2 separate regions of the Mus musculus genome follow, and region 2 is linked to region 1. The links are chromatin contacts, found by Hi-C or POLR2A ChIA-PET in ENCODE. All regions are on one chromosome and are shown on one strand. The core of a region is the stretch at or near the end of the contact, and the rest is flanking DNA. Distances in the headings are between cores, read along the strand shown.

Region 1 (3,877 bases), core at 1,319-3,818:
CTAGAAACAGAGATAAGGGTTTTTATGGCTGAGCACAGGGTATAGTGCTAAGGCAGAAACACTGACTGCAGAGTTTTGTTATCTGGAGTTCTAGGTCATTCAGGTCAGTGTGGTTGTGGACAGGGGGAGCTGGTACTGGGGTAGCCAAGGGACAGATGGCCAGAGGAGATGTTGCTTTAGCTGCCCGATGGTGAAGCGCGTGTACTGTAGGGAAGCTCACTCCCATCTTCCGTAGGGTGAAGCCATCTCTGTATGGCTGTAATGTGCCCCTGGCTGAGTGAGAAAATAGACTTTTTGTTGGGTGCCTCTCCACACCCACATCCAGTTTCCTTCTGCTCACTTCTTTGGAATGGGCCTTAGGCGACTTGCTTGGAATTCTGGATCCTGTTCTGTCCCTGGGCCACAAAGCCTGCTGTTGCTTCTGTGTCCTCAGCCAGCGGACACCAGGCTGGGTGCTAGCTTCTCTGATCTGGTCTCTCTTGCTGCTTGAGTCACTGTCAGGTGCTGTGACTCCCCAAGTCTTTTCTGCCTCAACTTTGCTTCCTGTAGTCTTGCTCAGGGCTTTTACTAAAGCTTGAGCTGAGGGCTCGTTTTGGGACGCTGGGAAGGTGGATTGATAAACCAGGAGAGGACAGGTCAGAGGATAGAAGATTGATAGACTTATTTATTGTTGAGACCATGACAACGTGGAACTAAAGTCCACTGAGTTAAGATTGGAATTTAATGCAAAAGCCTTTTGTTTTTCATCTTAACTTTTTATTACAAAAGTTTTCAGATATGCAAGTAGGAAGAACATTATAATGAAGTTTATACAGTTGTCTCTATAACCGTGGTTCTCAACCTGTGTGTCATGACCCTTTCACAAGCGTCACACATCAGTACCCTGCAGAGCAGATATTTACATTACAGTCATAACAGCAGCAAAATTACAGTTACAAAGTAGCAACGGAATAATTTTATGGTTGGGGTCAGAACATGAGGAACTGTATTAAGGAGTAACAGCATTAGGAAGGTTGAGAACCATGGCTCTAAAACAATCATTAATGTTTTTCCACATTTGTTTTGCTTTAACTGTTACTGTCTGGCTCATATTCCACTTGGGATGAGTTTGCTTTTGGTCGTCCAATCCTAGTGATTTAGTTCAAGACTTTATAGAAATTACACTTGAGAACTCATTTGCTTTTGGCTATAAAACCTAATTTCCCCTTTCCTTAGAACATGAAACTGCTCAGACACACCTCAAAGATACAGGCAGACACATGGGAGGTGCAGCCGGCCGGGATTATGAAACCACCAACGGTGGAAAAAAGGGCAGCTTTGTGCCAGTGGCCGCCGCTGGGAAAGGCCGAGGGATAGGGTTTCCAGAGGGAGGGCAGTTCTTTGCCCAATCCTAGGCCAGGGAGAAGTGGCCTGCGAGGAGCAGAGCCATCGTGCTGTTCTGGGTAGTGCATGGGGCCTCTGTGGGTGGAGGAGGATGTGGTGTTGACTCTAGTAGGGCCTTACAGACACATACACTGAAAGGTGTTGGTGCAGCCAGCATTGGGAATGTGCCCCTACCCTTGTGGAGGAATGTGAGGTCCTGCCTTCCTCTAGCTGAACAAGGAACTGCTCTGTGCTTTTGCCTCTGTTTGCCTTTCTGGATAGGTGTTGGAGAGACATCAGGTCTTGCTCACTCACTAGTCTGTGTTCTTGGAACTTGGGTTCCGGGGCCTGTACTCTTCTCTTTGTACTCTGGTGAGTTCTTTGCCATGTGACTGCAGCCTGGAGCAGCCAAACATCGACTGTGGTCCATGGCCCTCATTAATTCTCTCTCCACCTCCTCCCTGAGATACGGAGTACCACTGCACTAAGATGGTCTCTGGACAGCTAGGTGATTCCTGGGTGTGGGTCATGTCACCAAATTGTGTGCTTTCCTGTGGCTTTGCATGTCTAGGTAAGGATGGGAGAGGAGAGCCTGTGTTCACAGGTGAGGTGGACTGCACCTACTTCTTCACATGGGACACTAAATACGCCTGCATCAAAGAGAAGGAAGACCTCCTCTGCGGGGCCATCAATGGCAAGAAACGCTATGACCTGTCTGTGTTGGCTCGTCACTCAGGTATTGCTTGCCTTTCCGAGGACAGCAGTCACCGTGTTCACAGGAGATGACCCCAATGGTTTGGGGAAACATTTTTTAATTGCCAGTTGAGTCATGACCCCCATTCCCGTCTAGCCACAGTACAAAATATAAGGAACACTAGTTAGGAGGTGAACTACTTGCATCTGAACCTCACTTTTTCTAGTTGAGTTGTCTTGGCTCACCTTACTGGTTCAGTTAGAATGTCCAGGACCTGCTATGACAGGTATTGTGCACTGTGCTTAGAGACAGTTTCTCCAGCAACTTTTTTGGGTAGTGACTGAGGAGGTTGGTGGAGCTTCTGTCCTTTCATATGGCTGCCTCTTTACTGCCACTGAAAGCGGGTCAGCATGCCTCTGATCTATAGTCCTGGGAGGGTTGTCCAGCATGGATGACATGGTGAATCAGTGTGTCAGTGACAAGGTTCATTGCAGAAACTGGCAGAGCCTGTGTTATGTTGAAGGTGCTGGGTAACTGACTACCACTGAGAGCCCACATGCTACACCTCAGAAATGAGTGGCATCTTGCCGAAAATCAATGAGGTAGATGAGAGTAGGCTTATAGGAGCCTTACATCCCCTAAGACAGAGTGACTTGCATCAGTACCAGTTGTAACTGTCTGTTCTATTGTCTTTGGAGGCTTATCTGAAAAGTACTGTTGGAGGAATATCTCCTGTATGTCCGGTTTAAGATCAGGGTCCACAGTAAATGATTTGTGTTAGCTGATTGCTTTAACAGTAAGACATCTTTATGGTTTACGAGTTAAGCATCCTGGAAACTGTAGAAACACAGGAAATTTCTGTAGGAGTTAAAATAGCTTCAGGAAGCTGGGACTGAATCTTGTGTATGTGTGCTAATGAAAGGTTGGGTTTCTACAATGTGGAAGACGTTCTAATCTCTGAACTAGAACTCTGCCAAGACATGTGTAGCTCTAGCCAATGTGGACTTTAGAAAGCTCTCTAGTCCCTAGAAAAGAGCAGGACCATGGTGGGAGGACTCTAGTGAGCACCGCTCCTCCCTTCAGCTCATGTGTGTAGCTGAGTTGTACACAGCAACACAGCATTTTCTGTTTTTTGATTTTGTTGTGTTTTGTTTTTAAAGTAAAAGGGGGTGCATTACTTCCAGTTTAAGAAGGGATATAGTCTATCACAGCGAGGAAGGCCTGGCAATAAGGAGTGCAAATGGCTGATCACATTGCAACTCCCATTAGGAAGCAGAGAGAGAAACACTTTTTGTTTTTTAAGTTTTAAGTGTCTGTGTTACAAGACATAAACTGGGATCTTGAGAGGTGATACAGAGGCACATTAATGCCCTTAGCAGACTATGCTATAGTCTGGCTTTTGAGGAATCTGGAGTGTTTCTGTAGCATTTGCATCCAGAGAGCCCAGAAGATGCTGTGAGCTGAATGTTCCGAAAGTCCCACCCTGGAGATTGCAGCACACACCCCCTCCAGCCAATGCCCAGTGCTTTTGGGGAAACTTGGGCACACATGCTGTCTCTCAGAGTGTGTCTGCAGGCTCTGTGTGGACTTGAGAACCTAGCTCTCCAAAAACATTGGCAAGCTGTGGGATTTTACTTCTGGTTACCAACTTCCCAAAGGATCATTTCAGACAAGAATGTGTGCCAGCTCTGGGTGTCCTTCAGGGCAGTGTCTGAAGTGATAGGCACATTCTCATGACTACTCTTTTCTTTGCCTGATAGATACCCTTAATACCCAGTGGTGGTTCCCTTGACACAAACACACACACACACACACACACAC
Region 2 (3,645 bases), core at 989-3,488, 48 kb before region 1:
CACGAGGTACTTTACAACTCTGTAAGTTGTAGAATACTGTTAGTAAAATATCCAATTGTTTGACTTGAGAAATTAAAGCTGTGTCTGAGTCAGATAAGTATTTGATTTTTAACCAACCCTTTATCTATTGGCTAATTTCTCTTCTGCATTCCCAACTTTCCGTTGTCTGTATTAGGGTTTGTTTGTTTGTTTGTTTTTAAATTCCCTTTGAGTCTGTTTTAACATGATCTCAGTTCTTACTTGAATAACGTAAGGGATATTTTTTTGACACATCAATTCTGTACCTGTGAGGTGGCTCTGTGCTTTAGAACTCCGCTTCACTGAATTTTTATGGCATCACTTCAAGAAGAGATAATGAAGTCTTTTTTTTTTTTCCCCTCCCCAAATTTGTGATACCAGCTGCCATGGAACACTCTGAGCAGAAGCAGCTTGGGGAGGAAAGGGTTACAATGGCTTACATGGCACGTCACAGTCCATCACTGAGAAGACAGGAACTCAGGGCAGGACTGGCTTACATTCCACGTCACAGTCCATCACTGAGAAAACTCAGGACAGGCACTCAGGGCAGGACTGAGACAGGAACTGAAACAGAGCCACTGAAGAATGCCGCTTACCAGCTTGCTCTTCCTAGCTTCTGCCCAGCTTGCTCGCTTACACAGTCCAGGATTCCCTGTCTAGGGGATGGTACTGCTCACAGTGGGCTGTACCCTTGTCGCTCAATTTTTGATCAAGAAAATGCTCCACAGACATGCCCATGGGGCCATCAACATGGAGACAACCTCAGACAGCTCTGGGCTGTGTCACATTGAGAGCTGAAGCTAACTAGGAGATGCCATCAGATCATGAATCAATGAATGGATTACTTCATTGATCAGGTCACAGTCTTCGTGATACAACCACCTCTCAATAATGCCATCACCTGGGGACACAAGACTTCACCAAAGGCTTGGTTTATGGGGTGCTCCATTTCCAAAGCCATCCAAAGAAAATGTATTTTGGGGATGATACTTTGAGTGGAAGTTTACATTCTGGTTCACAGCTAACTCTTCATTTAGCGGTTTTCTCACTGACAACACTTGCCTGCATTAGTTCTAACACTAGAGAGGACAAACATGAACTCCAGCTTCTATCAAGGGACTACTCCTGTACCCCTGACCCTCAAATGGTCCTTCTTCATCAGGAACAGGCCATCCTCTTCCATCCAGCAGGCAGCTCCTGGAGGGATGCACGTGGAGTGAAGGAATGGAATATCTGCCTAGCTAGTAAGATCAGTTGACCAATCCTGGTGTCACAGCCAGATTGTCTTCCTGCCCAGTGACCTCTTCTTGGTTTCTTGGTAATAACAGCGGACCTGGCCACATTCAGCCAGCCTGGCTGGCCAGCAAACATCGGAGATGCCCTCGTCTCTGCCTCCCCACCAAAGTTCCAGGGGTTGGGTGCTGGGGCTTGAGCTCAGACCCGCAGGCACATTACAGTCTGAGCCATTTCCTAAGGCTCATTTACTGTACTTTCACTAGGTTACCGCCTTATGTAATATGGATGCTGCATATTATCTTTACAGAATAATAAAACTTTGTAACAGAGGTGGTGGTACACGCTTCTAAACCTAGAACTCGGTAGGCTTAAGTAGAGGGATCTGAACTCCAGTATAGCCTGAGCTACATAGTAAGCAATCTCACGCTAAAAGTTTTTTTTTGTTTGTCATTTGCTTGTTACATTTTGGTTTCTCTGCACACTGCATATTAGTCCACCAGTCACCTAACTTGCTGTAGAAAGCCCTGCTTGGGAAGTCACATTTCCACAGAGCTGCTGTGAGGCTCTCCGGGGCATGAGTCGGAAACTCCCACGCGGGATTCTAGAAAGACTGACCTCTTAACCCTGCATCCACTTGCAACACTAAACATCAACCTGGGCTTTTCCACCTAACTCCATCTCGGCCACCGTACTGGTCTCGGTTGAAGAAGAGAGAGTTAGGAAGCGCTCAAGCGCAGACGCAACCTGGGTGCTGGACGGGGAAACTGAGGTCTGGCTCTGAGGCGTCACCCCTCGCCGCGCGTGAGCAACCCTGGGGTTGTCAGGCCTCGAGTAGGTACCTGGCGCTCGTGCCCGGCCCGCAACACTTCCTGTCCCGCGCGCGTGCGATGCTCATGTGACCCGGGACTGGGCGGAGAGCACCTGAACGAGGACGTCACGTGAGCAGGAGGCGGGGCGGGGGCGGGCCGACTCAGGTCACGTGACGCTCCGGGGACGGCCACGGAGCGCCTCCTCGTCGCACTCCCCCCTGGCTCCAGTTCTCTCTCCTCTTTCTCCCTCCAGCTCCCGTTGCAGCTTCGACTCCGCTGTGGTGGCGCGACCGTGTCCCAGGCGCGGCTCCAAACGGCCAGCCGCCGTGAGCCCCACGCCACACGCGATGCGGGCCGTTCAGCTGGGACCGGTGCCCTCCGGGCCGCGCGTCGCGCTCCTGCCGCCGCTCCTGCTGCTGCTGCTCCTGGCGGCCGCGGGCTCCGCGCAGGCCCAGGCCGTCGACTTGGACGCCCTGTGCAGGTGGGTGTCTTGCGTGGCGGGCGCGGAGCCCCGAGGACACGCAGACCTCCGCCCCGCCCCGCCCCCGCGGGAAAGTTGCCCGCGTGGTGGCCGCGGCGGCGCAGGAGGACGCGCCGCCGTGGCACTGGCCCCCGGAGCCCCCCGTGCCCGGCCACTTGTGGCTGTCATAAGTCGGGCGGCTTTGTGCGACTCCCGGGGCCCGGTGTGTCCGTCGGAAGTTGCAGGGGGCAGAGCTAAGGCTGGGCTTTTGTCCCGCTGCACGTTTCCATTGAAGTTCCAGCCGTGGGGCTTCGGAGGCGTCCCCTCTAGTGTGCAGTCTCCAGGGAGTGCGAACCCACGCGATGCTCTTGGAGTTGGGTAGTGGTGGTTTCAACTGCAGATTGACCCCTTCTGTGGCAACTCTCAGTTTTCCTTATTTAAAGTAGCCATTTGTCAGTGGTTGAAGCTTTTTCTTCTTTTGACAAGGGTTGAGAGGTGGTCATCTCTGTAGGCTTTCAAGACTTTACCCTTCACGTCTCTCAGTTAGCTTCCTGTGTGGTTGCTCACATGATGTCATTGTCTCCAGAGTAGATTATTCTAGTGGAGTCTTCTGCTCTGGGATCCAAGGTTGTATAATTTCCAGTCCTGTCGAAGTTTGTTGGTGTTGGACACAGACTTGTGGGCCTAGGGAACTTCCAATACCATTAGTTTGGAGACAGGCCTCCTCTGGGCTCTTTAGGGTGAAGGGAAACCAAATCTTTTCTTGTTTTAAAAACTTTGATAAGAAGGAAGCGGGAAGAGAATCTTGAAGCCAGCTTTACCCTTGACTTTCAAAAGTGACTCAGAATGAGACGGGGCTGAGCCAAACTTGATGTTTCTAATGGTAGTCCAGGCTCTTTAGTCCTTTGTATCAGAGAGTTTTGTTCTCTCACCTGGAGTTAATAATTTGTAGGACTTGTTAGTGTAAGAATGAGCTGACCAGAATTCTATTTCTCATTTTGGAGAGTATTTGGAGGGAGACACTGCTGCACTGCGGCTTATAGACCAATTAGCTGCCCAAAGATAGATTGCTGCCCCGGTAACTTCATGATATGGAGGAAGGGTGCCCCTTAAACAATAGTA

Evidence for each region. A loop is a pair of places that touch in the nucleus more often than their neighbours do. ChIA-PET counts read pairs that join two places held with the same protein, here RNA polymerase II (POLR2A).
Region 2: a map of gastrocnemius shows a loop between it and region 1 (4-fold over the local background). The contact joins the promoter of Igf2r here to the enhancer-like site in region 1. A Hi-C loop is called at or near these places in 6 of 37 maps with a recorded cell type or tissue (gastrocnemius and heart). POLR2A ChIA-PET finds 5 or more read pairs at or near these places in 1 of 5 experiments (Patski).

The regions. Positions count from the first base shown.
Region 1 is chr17:12,720,349-12,724,225 of GRCm38, reverse strand. It overlaps Igf2r (insulin-like growth factor 2 receptor), which reads left to right. Exons shown (of 48, transcript NM_010515.2): 11 at 1,934-2,098. Among named protein-coding and RNA genes, the nearest start is that of Airn, 19 kb to the left of the region's middle. Within about 2 kb of position 2,568, at least 2 of the 3 ENCODE cell types and tissues checked have a DNase peak (open chromatin) inside an H3K27ac peak, as active enhancers do; they include gastrocnemius and heart, where a contact is called at or near this core.
Region 2 is chr17:12,768,299-12,771,943 of GRCm38, reverse strand. It overlaps Igf2r (insulin-like growth factor 2 receptor), which reads left to right and starts at 2,238. Exons shown (of 48, transcript NM_010515.2): 1 at 2,238-2,544. The coding sequence starts at 2,411. The region is part of intron 1 of Airn (antisense Igf2r RNA); the gene reads right to left.